2 separate regions of the Homo sapiens genome follow, and region 2 is linked to region 1. Evidence: read pairs that join two places in POLR2A ChIA-PET (ENCODE). Cell type or tissue: OCI-LY7. All regions are shown on one strand. Each heading gives the region's core, and the rest is flanking DNA. Links, peaks and the distances in the headings are about the cores only.

The links. ChIA-PET counts read pairs that join two places held together with the same protein. Peaks named below come from ENCODE experiments on the same cell type or tissue, not always from the same donor. Only the 100,000 strongest peaks of a DNase experiment are listed, where the experiment ranks them.
Region 2: POLR2A ChIA-PET joins it to region 1 with 6 read pairs; 2 of 35 experiments call an interaction of 5 or more read pairs at or near these places.

What each region holds. Positions count from the first base shown.
Region 1 is chr12:12,942,640-12,946,639 of GRCh38, reverse strand. The region is part of intron 2 of GPRC5D (G protein-coupled receptor class C group 5 member D); the gene reads left to right. The region is part of intron 1 of GPRC5D-AS1 (GPRC5D and HEBP1 antisense RNA 1); the gene reads right to left. Among named protein-coding and RNA genes, the nearest start is that of GPRC5D, 7.5 kb to the left of the region's middle. In OCI-LY7, for the core only: no CTCF peak of the experiment used is centred there; no DNase peak of the experiment used is centred there.
Region 2 is chr12:13,035,936-13,045,623 of GRCh38, reverse strand. FAM234B (family with sequence similarity 234 member B) reads right to left here and starts at 1,243. Exons shown (of 13, transcript NM_020853.2): 1 at 1,184-1,243. The coding sequence starts at 1,220. In OCI-LY7, for the core only: no CTCF peak of the experiment used is centred there; a DNase peak (open chromatin) is centred at 5,753.

The sequences.
Region 1 (4,000 bases), core at 1-4,000:
CTATTAAAAATACAAAAATTAGTTGGGCATGGTGACGCATGCCTGTAATCCTAGCTACTCGGGAGGCTGAGGCATGAGAATCACTTGAACCTGGGAGGCAGAGGTTGCAGTGAGCCGAGATCACACCAATGCTCTCCAGCCTGGGCAACAGAGCAAGGCTGCGTCGAAAGAAAGAAAGAGAGAAAGAGAGAGAGAGAGAGAGAAAGAGAGAAAGAGAGAGAGAGAAAGAGAGAGAAGAAGAGAGAGAGAGAAAGAGAGAAAGAAAGAAAGAAAAGAAAGAAAGAAAGAAAGAAAGAAAGAAAGAAAGAAAGAAAGAAAGAAAGAAAGAAAAGGAAGGAAGGAAGGAAGAAAGGAAGGAAGGAAGGAAGGAAGAAAGGAAAGAAAGAAAATTTCACAAGTGTGAAGACCTCTCCCCAAGAGGCGGTTGTCCTGTTGTTTTCCATCTCCAACTAAAGATAGTGGGTGGAAATGGACGCAAAGGCATGAGAGATTTAGATTAAAAATGAAAATAAGAGTTGGTAGACAGAAACAGATCAGCAAAGGGGATTAAGAATTTCATTTCCCTGGAAGTCTATCTAAAGAAGATTAGGCTTTATTCCTCCGAAGTGGATTATGGACTTAATTTTAAGATACAAAAACATCTGGATGGAGAATGAAAATGCAATCAGGTGTATTACTGTAGGACACCAAACAAATGGGTATAAATATTATTTGCTCTGTGTTATAAGTGTGTCCCTGAAAAGCTGTATATTGATTGGACTTTTAAAAATCAGTTGGCCTCAATCAAAATCTTGAGCCAAAAATATAGATACATCCTCTCACAGCATTTGATTGAAATTTAACATGCTCAGCATATTGTTAGGTACAGGAAACTTCAACAAAAAGATTAGGGTAAAGAATTTGTGTACATGAAATGAAGCAATTAAAATGCAAAATAAAATAGAGATGTAATTCTGAAATTATTTTGATGTTTAACTACTTTCCATTTACATGATCCTGGGATTATGTTATTTTTTAACATATTCATTAATTAGTTGATGATATAATACTTGTTTTATATTTAATTTGGAGTTGGTAAATTTTGGAATATTTCTCTTCCTGAATAAATGATAACTAACCTTCAAAATAAATAAATAGAATAAAATCAGTAGGTCTTTTAATTGAGAATCTTAAATGTGATATAAAGAGCAGAAATCTTAGAGTAGAATATCAGCTATGAATTGTTTTATGAGTGGAAAACTTCTAACTATTGCCTGCCTTATCTGTTTTAGACTAACAGGAATATTGTTATATCATATTTGCTAACACTAAGACCCATCTGTATTTGAAAGCGTTGGCCCGGCGTGGTGGCTCATGCCTGTGATCCCAGCACTTTGGGAGGCCGAGGAGGGTGGATCACCTGAGGTCAGGAGTTCAAGATCGGCCTGGCCAACATGGTGAAATGCTGTCTCTACTAAAAATACAAAAAATTTGCTGGGCGTGGTGTCGGGCACCCGTAGTCCCTGCTACTTGTGAGGCTGAGGCAGGAGAATCACTTGAACCCGGGAGGTGGTGATTGCAGTGAGTTGAGATCATGCATTGCACTCCAGCCTGGGCAACGAGAACGAGACTCGAAAGAAAGAAAGAGAGAAAGAGAAAGAGAGAGAGAAAGAGAGAGAGAGAAAAAGAAAAGGAAAGAAAAGGAAAGAAAAGGAAAGAAAGGGAAGAAAAGGAAGAAAGGGAAAGAAAGGGAGAGAAAGAAAGAAAGAAAGAAAGAAAGAAAGAAAGAAAGAAAGAAAGAAAGAAAGAAGGAAGGAAGGAAGGAAGGAAGGAAGGAAGGAAGGAAGGAAGGAAGGAAGGGAAGGAAGGAAGGAAGGAAGGAAGGAAGAAAGGAAGGAAGAAAGGAAGGAAGGAAGGAAGAAAGGTGTCACAGTACTGTAGGCATTTTTCCATCCAGTGTTTGGATGCATACAGACAAACCTCATATGATTCTTTTTGAAGGCATTAGATAATCAATGAGTCTATATAATGTAAAAACGGATCAACGAGTATAAAACGAGATGAACCAAGAGAACACTATTCCTGCAAACATAAGCCCTTCTGGTTGTTTCCCTAGCAAACTCCAACTTTTGCTGAACATAGCCCTTTTTGAACATTTTTTTCTTCAAGGCACACTCACCTTACCAGGGGAAATCCAACTTCAATGGTCCCAGGTGGTGTCATGTTTGTTTGTTCTTTCATGGGAAGTTCTTTTTTGTCACCCTCAAATTACAGGTCACAGAGAGAGAACTAGCTTAAAGCAAGGAAGAAGACAGTGGGGTCATAGGCAGGATTTGTTTGGTCTGAGGACAGATAAGTCAAGGATGGTGTCATTCACAAAGATTCAGAGAGCTTAGCTGGACATAGTGGCACACACCTGTGGTCCTAGCTACTCAAGAGGCCGTGAGATGGATCACTTGAGTCCAGGAGTTCAAGGTTGCAGTGAGCTATGATTGCGCCACTGCACACTCTAAAAAAATTACATTTCAATTTAAAAAAACAAATTCAGGGAGTGAGAGCATAATTGGGCAGCAAAGGGCAGTGGAAAGAGTGCAGAATCGGGCCGCATGTGCCCAGGCTCCGAGACTCTGCTTCGAGACCAAACCAAGGTCCTCAAGCCCTAGGAGCCTCAGATTCCTCATCTTTAAATGCTGCTCATCACCTCCCTCCCTGCCTTCTCCACAGATAAATGGAAGGTCTTACTCAACTCGGACTTCCTATCACACAGTGGTGCAGGTTTAGTATAAAAAAACGCTCAGCCTTTTGGTAAACTCATGAACTATAGCTAGAGCTGGAAGAATTAGGCTTTTCTAACTGATGATCTGGTTTGATGAGAATGTTGGCTGAAAGTTGGTTCCCAAGAGACTGAGTGTGAAGGAGCCTTGTTATGACACAAGGAATGAAGTTGAGCCAAGGATTCAGTTTGTTCTGCCATGAAGGAAAGACAAGCATTTCATGTATCACAGCATCAGCCCCTTTAAAAAATAAAAAAAATAAGTAAAAAGCCACTAGGAAGAGGATGTCAGAGCATCTATTATAACTGCAGCACCAGCACCACCACCAATAATCATACACAAAGGATAGCTCTGTTCCAAGGACTTTATATAACATTTTACATAATCCTCAAAGCAATCCTATGAGATAGACTTACTGTTATGACTGTCATTATTCCTCTTTTATTTCCATCAGGAAACAAAGGCAACAAAAGGTTAAGGAACTTGGCCCTAGGTAGGTAACACAAATGAGAGAGCCAAGCAGTCCTTTTCCAGGGTCCATCCACTCAACATGAAACCCCTAAGTGTGAACCCTACTAACACGGTTATGTCTGTGATCATCAAAAAACAACTAGGTATCCAGCAAGTACCTGCTCTTAGAGACAGGCACAGCTCCTGTCTTCACAGAGCTTACAGGCTGGTTGAGGAGGCAGCCATTAAACAAATACCTATGTCTGTGATGATCCTACAACAATATAGAATCGTCTCAAGTGATCTCTTTTATTATGCCCAATTTTAAAAATTGAATTCAGGTGAGACATGGTGGCTCAGACCTATAATCCCAGCACTTTGGGAGGCCAAGGTGGGAGGTTTGAGGCCAGGGGTTTAAGATCAACCTGGGCAAAATTTTTAAATTTTTGAAAAATTGAATTCAAGCTTGTAGAGAATCAAGCCTAAAGGGACTGTTGAAAAGAGTGAGATGCCCAAGGCCACACGGTAATACTGAGAGAGCAAGAACTGACTTGGAGCTAGTGGTCTCCCAACGCCAATGCGCTTCTCCTAAACACTCACACGCTACCCACGCTTTCTACATCAACTTTAAATACACTCCTTTAAATCATAAAGTTTTTCAATAACAGCTACAACTGATTGATAATTCCTCTTATTTATTTATTTATTTAGTCTCGCTGTGTCACCCAGGCTGGAATGCAGTGGCGTGATCTCGGCTCACTGCAACCTCCGCCTCCCAGGTTCAAGAAATTCTCCTG
Region 2 (9,688 bases), core at 3,444-7,443, 96 kb before region 1:
TAATCTGTCTGAGGTCATGAAGTCTGGGGACAGAAACGCAAATTAATATCCAACCTAGCGTCATCCAAATGGCAAGGTTCGCTTCAGGGTAGCATACTGGAAGCTCCTTGAGAACAAGGACCCTGTAATCCCCCTGCAAGCTCAAACTAGCTATCCAACCAAAACCCAAATAGCCCTCTCTAGAGATAGCTATGAAAGCAACTGCTTTTCCCTCTAATACAAATTATCAGCAAATAAATGTTTATAGCTTAATGCTTAAAACTTACCTAGGTAGAGCCATCAATTTTTCTAAAGCCTAATGTTTAAAATTTACTTGGGTGGAATAAATATACTTTTATTTAAATATCAACTTTCTAACAGTACAATCCTACTCTGGAGGTTTAGGAGGAAAAAAAAAAAAAAAGGAAAAAAAACTTGGAGCTGCTGCCCGAAGTACTGAATCAGCTCTGGAAGTTGTCATCACCCCTAATGCTGCCTTAAAGAAGATTCCATACATTATCTTCAACTTATAGGTGCCAAATCATTTCCCATGCTTAATCTCGGCAGCTGGAGACTGACCAAGTGGAATCAAAAGCTCAGGATTTAGAGTGAAAAGACCCCTGACGTTCAAGGCCGAGCTTTCCCAATACTTGTGAGACCTTGGACAATTCACTTAGCCAAATAACTCTCATTTTCTCTTCTGTAAACTAGGAAGGGACGTAAATACCTGTCCCACCTGCCTCATGGATGCGTCGTTGCTGCCGTTAGGTGGAGGGGATGATCCACAGAGGGCCACTCGCCGTCCCGCCGCCCCCGCCCAGGTCCAGCCAAGACAGAAGGCGCCGGAGTCCCTGCGGTGCTGGGTCCGCGGCGCTCGGGAAGGATGCTCCTCTCGCCAGCCTCCCCTCGGGACAGCGGCGACCGGCGTTCTGACATTCCCCGCCGTAACACCTGCTCGGCGCCCTCTCCCCGCGCGTCTCCGGGTTCGCCCCGCGCCCGAGACCCCTGCCCCGCTGGGCGCCCCTCTCGCCCTCTGGTGGCACAGAGACCCCAGCCCCAAGGGACTGCACCCTCCTCGGCACCGGGCGCCTGCAGCTGAGTCTGGGTTGAGGCCAGGGCCCGACCGGCCTCGCCCCCAGAGCCTCGCCTCCCCTTATTCCAACACCGGCGGGGACTGGGTGGTCGCAAGCATGCGACTCCTTACCCGGCAGCTTGAGCGCCCTGGACAGCACGGTCGCCATGGCTGAGGCCCCGGTGCGCGTGCGCGCGCCCGCGTTCTGCCGGGAAGTGTAGTTCCGAGCGGCGGTGCGTGGGGCTGGGACCGGGAAAGGTGGGACCCGCTTGCTGGGGACAGAGCTGAGGGAGGCCAAGCCAGAGTACACGCTCCGCAGGCTTTTCTCCCACCCTACCTATGCAGGTCACCTCACCACTCTGAGTCTCACTTGCCTCGTCAGTGAAATGGGGAGAAAATACCCCGTAAGCTTGCAGTGAAAATGATTCGAAGGAGATATTTAAGGAGGTGTGGATTGTGCAATGTGCGTGGGCTTTGAAATCAGGCAGACTGGATTTGAATCCTGCCTGAATCACTTACTAGCTGGGCCATCTTGGGCAAGTCCCTTGGGGCGACTGAGCTGCCGCTGCTTTTTTTTAATTAAAGACATACTACCTACTTCACAAGCTTGCAATGAGAATTAAATGATACGACCTGTTTAAAACACACAGCACACAGTAGGCACCTAGTAAGAGTGTTTCTATTACGCTTCTTAGGTAGAAGTTGAAGTTTCCTGGAGCTCGAACCCTCATTTATTGCTCCCAGTTCTTTACAGGTGTCTACTCAGCACCCTACGCTGCAGCTTCTAGTTGAAGGGTGTAGAAGGAGGATCCGACTGTGTACATACATCCAATAGATGCAGCATCTCCAGCTCCTCAGATTTCAATGCTTGACCTTTAAGGCATCTGCACGCTCCCCGTAATCACCCCAGCTTTGCCTGAATGATTTTTGCGGAGAGCCCGATGCCCAGGAATTCCTCCTTCCTTGGCTCCCTGAGCTTTCCCCCACTTTGTCTTCCTTGTCCCTCTGGAAATCTCCTTCATCCCTCCATAACTTTTTTCCATTTTAACATAGGAACTGCAGCTTAGAATAGTATTTCTCAAATTTAATGTACTTTCTTTTCAATTAAAGAAAAAAATTCAAAGCAGCTGCCAAATGAATCAGGATCCTTACCTTTTACATAGAGAATACCTGTGTGTTCCTCTCTAGCTACTGAGTGGAATGTGAATACTTTTGCTGCCCAAACACCCACTGAGGTCACTGTGGAAAATGCAAACACCCAGGCCCTCTCTGACTTCTGAACTTGGCTTGCCTCAGGACCAGGCACAGTGGTGTAGAAGGAAGAACTGACTTGCTTCTTTCCCACACGCAAGTGATCAGCATTTTAGTGCAGGAATGCTAATACTGTGTTATCTTAGAACTGGAACAGATCCTAGAGGCTATCTAGTCCCACTCTCCTTGTTTTGTTTAAGAGAAAGCTGAGAAATAGAAAGGTAATGTAACTTCTGAGTGTCACAACAAAAGCTCCAAGATACATCTCATTTGCAGGCTGCCTAATTCCCGTGAGAAACTGCAGACAGGACTATCCTGTGGGAGTAATCTGAGAGTCTCCAGCAATCAGTCTCACCTCCTTTCTTCCCTTGGAAAAAAAAAATGTCATTGTCTCTGATAGAGCACAGGCTCTGGAGCCAGGAGCCAGGCCTCCCGAGATCAAATCCTGACTCTATCATTTCCTAGATGCCAGGCAGAGGGTTAGTTGCTTAATTTCTCCCCACCTCAATTTTCTCATCTGCAAAATGGGGACAAAACAGTTCCTAGTTTATAGAGTTCTCCTGAGAATTAAATATATATGTAGAAAGCACTTACAACAGTGCCTGGCACTTAGTGTTTTCTAAGTATTCACTCTTCTTTTATCGATAATTTCTTAATGTTTTAACAATTTAAAATTTGTAACTTAATAACAAATAATACATTTCATAGTAATTTAATGGTTTAGTAATGTATTTATTTATTAATTCTTTCAACATTCTACAATACCCAAAATTTCTACTGCTTGCCACTTCTCTGGAGGCATGATTAAAAAACATATTTTACATCTATGTAGGTCATCTAAAAGGAGCAACACTACAAGTCACAATGAGCCAGTAGTAGCTTGCCTGATATCAGTTTAACTAAATGGAACGCATTCCTGAAATATGAAGACTGAGAAAAATAACCTGTGAATGTGACAGGGATGTAGAAAAATGTTCATTTTAGTTGCAGAACAAGAACTTGAGTTTCTAGGAGAAAGTTTGGGTGGAAAGGAATAGCCAGGTCACACAGGATAGGAAGAAAGAAGAAAAATCTGTCTCCTTTTCTTAGTGAAAAGGTATATTCCGGGAGAGTACCTTCTTCTGTGATATAAATAAAATAAAGATGTATAAAGTTTTATTTAAAAACTTTGTCTCAGAACCAGGCACAGTGGCTTGTGCCTGCAATCCCAGCACTTTGAGAGGCTGAGGTGGGAGGATTACTGGAGTTGAGGAGTTGGAAGCTGCAGTGAACTGTGATTGAACCACTGTACTCCAACCTGGGCAACAGTATGAGACCCCTGTCTCAAAAACAAAACAAAACAAAAAAAAACTTTGCTTCAAACTGTGTAGTTACCCAAAGTGCCCATGTGCATGTACACACTTACATGTGTACATATAAACATGTGTCAGTGTACATACATCCAATAGATGCAGCATCTCCGGCTCCTCAGATTTCAATGCTTGACCTTTAAGGCATCTGCACACTCCCCATAATCACCCCAGCTTTGCCCGAATGATTTTTGCAGGGAGGCCGATGCCCAGGAATTCCTCCTTCCTTGGCTTCCTGAGCTTTCCTCCACTTTGTCTTCCTTGTCCCTCTAGAAATCTCTTTCATCCCTCCACAACTTTTTTCCATTTTAACATAGGAACTGCAGCTTAGAATAGTATTTCTCAAATTTAATGTACTTTCTTTTCAATTAAAGAAAAAAATTCAAAGCAGCTGCCAAATGAATCAGGATCCTTACCTTTTACATGGAGAATACCTGTGAGTTCCTTTCTAGCTACCTAGTGGAATGTGAATACCTTTGTTGTCCAAACACCCACTGAGGTCACTGTGGAAAATGCAAACACCCAGGCCCTCTCTGACTTCTGAACTTGGCTTGCCTTCCTGACAAGTACAAGAGTGACCGGGGCGGGATGCCTATGAACAGCCTAACCTGCCTGGTGGCTGTGCCTGCTTGAAGAAATTACTTTTCTGAAAAATCACAACTGAAGTCAGAAAATCACCTTCTATTTTTCCTACATTGATCTACAGTGAGAGTGTTCTTCCCCAACCTTCTCAAGTTCCCATAACTCATAGAGGGAACCCATATTGCTGGTTATTACCTTTGTAATACTCCAAGTACTGCTCAGAATCTCTAAGTGTCCTGCATGGGCTTATGATCAAATCTGACCATCTAATGCTTGCCTTTCCCTGGACAGTGTGGCCACTTCTGCTGGTCCTGACTATCCCCACTAGGTTTCACCACCTCTTCTTGGAACCAATGCCACTGTATCTACCAGCGGCCGCCTCCCTTCCTCCTTGGTTCCACTGCGCTGCCAGGCCCCTCAAAAACTGCCTCCTCTCAAAAACTGCTGCCTCTTCCTGTATCTCTCACTAAATGCCACCTCATATTTTAGTGCTCCTAAAATGTCAAAGCTGTGAGGGGCAAAGGAAACCAGGGAAGACTGCCTTTCTCTCCTTTTCATATTACACTTTATTAGGAAATTGCCAATGCTATGCTGCTACTCCTTCAGGTTGAATGCAGTATTTTCATTAGACAGAGCTTCTATTTTTACTTAGCAGGTCAACCAGAGCAAGATAATTGCTGTAACAAACAACCTCAAGATTCCAATGATTTTAGAGTGTAAAAATTTATTTCTGCCTATGTCAGAGTCAAGGTGGGGGTGCAAGTAGACTGCACTGGGGCTCTATTCCTCCCAGCCATTCAGGGACCCAGGCCCTTCTGTCTCCAGCTGCTTCATCCTTAGGGCCTCGGAGGCCTCCACTGGATCGTTTGCATCCCAGATCATGCAGGAAGTGTTATGGGCCAGGCCTGGAGCTGGTGTATGTGAATTCTGCCCACATTTATTAGGCTAGAATTCAGACAGAGAGTATGTGTGCCAGGAAGGTATGAGCCCAGGAAGAAAAGGAGACAAGTTTGGGGAGCATCTAGCCAGTGTCTGCGACACTGGTCACCCCATGCCTTTGTAAATTACAGACCTGAGTTCTTGAGTTCTTGATGGTAGGAAAGGGTTCAGGCGCCGCTCTCCTTAGGATTGCCTTTCTCCTGTAGGGACTAAGGCTTTGTTCCTGAGCTGAGTTTCTTGTAATGACTTATGGGTCTAAGCTGAAGCTCTCCCAGGAGGCTCCCCTCACTCCCTCTGCAGAGAGATTTCTGGAAGCCATTCCTACATCTATCAGCAGAGGATGGACAAATCTGAACTCCACTGACTTATCTGAAGCTGAGGGTAGTACCCTCTGCTACACTGGTGCCAAAAAGGGTCAGGAAGCAGTAATTAGTATGAGATTCGAAAAGCAAAAAGAAAATGTCATAGCAAATAGCAGTGAGGGCAGTGAGATTGAGAAAAGCGAAAGAGGTGCACAGCAGAGGACATTTAGGAGTTAAATGCAGATGTCAAGGAGCCTGTGAAATCAGTCTTGCGTGAGGATCAGGAAGTTTGAAACGCATGTGTACCAGTGGCATATTCACTTCTCTTCACAGAGAACTGAACTCTGCCCAGGAGTTGCATGGCTTGTCATGAAGACAAACAGGTTTATGTTCCCAGAATGTCCTTTGATAAAACACAAGGGCTCATCTCACTCAGATCATACAGACTTTTAGCCTATAAAACTTTCTAGAGTCTAGACTATAAAATGCTCTGTGGGCCCTGAAATTTAAACAAAGGCTTCTTCTTAACAAGCCTCTGGCTGGAACATATGTTTGAGAACAGTGTAATTAAGGACAGACACACCCAGGCCAAATGAGCTCTTGGTCCTCCCATCCCTCATTCTGGCATGTTCATGTCAACCGAAGGACCTGTAGTAGCAGTGTAGATGGTAACAGCCCCCATTCGCTGAGCACTCATCACCTATAAAAGAAGACAGTGTTTTGGAGTCTTGCCAGTCTTGATCAGCCCCTTCACTGCCTTCCAAAAGAAAATGCAATGGGCCAAGCATATTGTGACTTGGGGAGTTTTCCTGAAGATTCAAGGGGCCAGGGAAAGGGGTCAAGGCACATAGCATTTCCCCCCCCCCGCCGCCCCCCCAAAAAGCTCTGTTAGATGCATCTCTTCTCCCAGGTCTCTGCTGTTGGCCGCATCACTTCATCTTCCCCACCACTAAGACCTCTTGGGTCAGTTCCACTCTCAGGCTTTCTCCTCCTCCCTTATTTCCTGCCTTCTGCGGCCGTTAGCTTCAACAGGAGGCTATAGTCTCACCTCCATCCTATGGGCAGAACCTTTCCATGGAAGGTAAACTGAGATGGATAAAGCCATTTGCCCAAAGTGACACAATTCCCAAGGACTTGAAGAAGGATTTGAATGCAGGTTTTTCTGTCTTTTAATCACAAGCAGTGACGTCAGATACATGGCATGTGTGCTCCAATTTGTCTTTTCTTCTTCCAGGGCACATGTCACTCACCACACTCTGACAGTGGGCCCAGACATAGCTTCAGAATCCCTCACTCCGCTGTCCAGGGAGCCACTACCTATCAATTGGATTCAGCTCAAAAATTGAAAACTATTTGTAATCCCTGCCTCACTTATGGCATTGTAACCAAACTATAAACTCTTTTATAAAAGTACTTGATTCATGACAGATTTTAGTGCTGAATGTAGCTGATATTTGGCCAACATTTGTTCTCATTTGTTGGGAGTGCTAGCTGATTAGTCAGACATGTTCTGGTTAGTCAGGACCTATGCAGTACTGTGTTTTTCTTTCCTTTTTTTTTTTTTTATATAACCAAGATTTTTTTTTTTTTGAGACAAGGTCTTGTTCTGTAGTGTTTTTCATATTTAGATTACATCCCTGTTGAGACTTCTCAGTTCTGCATGTCTAGCTCACTGGTTAAGTCCTAAGTAATCCTCTAAAAGTCAGTAAATCAGGTTACCACTGGCTACGTGACTGAAGTTCTAGAATACTTCATTTTTCTGCACATCTTAAAGTATGTATTATAGGCAGCTGTGTGTTGTAATATGAATAGATATACCATATTAAATTTGAATATCTGTCTAATATTAAATTTGAATATGTGTATTATATTAAAACTCCCATACTAAATATTGAGTTCTTAAAGAATGGAAGTGAAATTTTGTATCTTTTTAGCCCTACATAATGCATAGCATATGGCCCCAGATATGTATTGGATAAATGTGAATGTAAGAATAAATAGCCATCACATTATGAGAAAAGAATAAAATCAATTTAGAAAAAAAAAAGGGGGAGGACCTTATTTATTTTATTTATTTATTTATTTTGAGACAAGGTCTGGCTCTATTGCCCAGGCTGGAGTGTGGTGGCACAATCTCAGCTCACTGCAACCTCTGCTTCCCAGGCTCTAGCAATCCTTCCCACTTCAGCCTCCTGAGTGCTGGGACTATAGGTATGCACCACCACACCCGGCTAATTTTTGTGTTTTTTGTAGAGATGGGGGTTTTGCCATGTTGCCCATGGTGGTCTTGAACTTGTGAGCTCAAGTGATCTGCCCGCCTTGGCCTCCCAAAGTGCTAGGATTACAAGTGTTAGCCACCTTGCCCAGCTGGACTTTATAATTAATAAAACTTTTTTCCTACGCTCATATTCCCTGCTTTGGATAATGCAAATATTCTCATGTTCTTTCACCACTCTTCTCCATACCAATGTCATAGTCCAAGCACCCAGGCTGCATGACTTGGGGAAACGCCGTCCCTCTGCATGTGAATCTCAGCAGTGTGCACATGCTCCACATATGCCTCATGGCTGTCACTTCTCCCCATCCCTCCTGTTAGGTGGACTCAGCATTTCTGGTAATTACCTCTGCCCATTTCATCTCTGCACATCTGTAAAGAATTATAAGGCCGGGTGCGGTGGCTCACGCCTGTAATCCCAGCACTTTGGGAGGCTGAGGCGGGCAGATTACCTGAGGTCAGGAGTTCAAGACCAGCCTGGCCAACATGGTGAAACCCCGTCTCTACTAAAAATACAAAATTAGCCAGGCATGGTGGCACACACCTGTAATCCCAGATACTCGGGAGGCTGAAGCAGGAGCATCACTTGAACCCAAGAAGAAGAAGTTGCCGTGAGCCCAGATCGCCCCATTGCACTCCATCCTGGGCAAAAAGAGTGAAACTCCATCTCAAAACAAAACAAAACAAAAAAAGGAATGGTAACACAAAATAGGAAAAGTTGACACTTAGTATCAAGTTACTGCTCCTGGAGTCCACTGACTACAGCCTTCTCATGAGGCCATTCCTAGCCAATGCTTTCAAGCAGCTGGATATAAAAGAGTAAACAAATCCTGTAAGCTCCTTCAAAGGCCTTGCAATCTAGAGGAGAGACAGACATTAAGCAAGCAATAAATAAATATATCATTACAAAGTGTGGCAAGCACAATGAAGGAAAAGAACCTAGTACTGTGAGAAAGAATCACGGAGACATCATAGATTAGTTTGGGGAGTGAGGAAATGAATAACTCACTGAGAAACTGATACTTAAGCTGACACCTGAAGAATGGGTAGAAGTTGTTCACGTAAAGGCTGAAGAACAGGACGTGTAAAGGTCGAGTCAGAAAAAAGCTTGATTCAGCCGGGCACGGTGGCTCACGCCTGTAATCCCAGCACTTTGGAAGGCCGAAGCGGGTGGATCACTTGAGATCAGGAGTTCGAGACCAGCCTGGCCAACATAGTGAAACCCTGTGCCTACTAAAAATACAAAAAATTAGCCAGGCGTGGTGGCACATGCCTGTAATCCCAGCTACTCGGGAGGCTAAGGCGCAAGAATTGCTTGAACCTGGGAGGCGGAGGTTGCAGTGAGCCAAGACTCCACCACTGCACTCCAGCCTGGGTGACAGAGACTCCATCTCAAAAAAAAAAAAGAAAGAAAGACAAAAGCTTCGTCCTATGGAGGAAACCAGTGTGCCTGAGAATAGTTTCAATGTGAGAAGCAAGAGGCAGACAGGAACCTGATCATGCAGGTGCCTTGACACTGAAGGACTTTAATTAGCAAAGTTGATGTGATCCAACTGGCTGCTATGCAGGGAATAAACTGGAGGAGAACAAGAATGGAGAGAGGAAGACCAGATAGTTACAAGCAAAAGGTCCTGGTGGTGGATTCAGTTACTCATGCTTTGTCTCCCAGACACAACGTGTGCACAAATTCTCACTTTTCACCTGCTTTCCTGTTCTGGCAAGAAAGAAAATATGGGTACTGTTTATTTTTCTCTTATTATACAAACTATTAAGACTAACAGAACTCCTGTTTCTACTCCTGCGAGCCTGACTGCAAATGAGACAGTCACCCATACCCACCCTGACACATTCCTGCCACCCCAACAGCTTGTCTTCCTGCAGCCTCCATCAGCTTTCACCTGGGGACTGAACCAAATCATATAGACACTGAGGTTCCCTG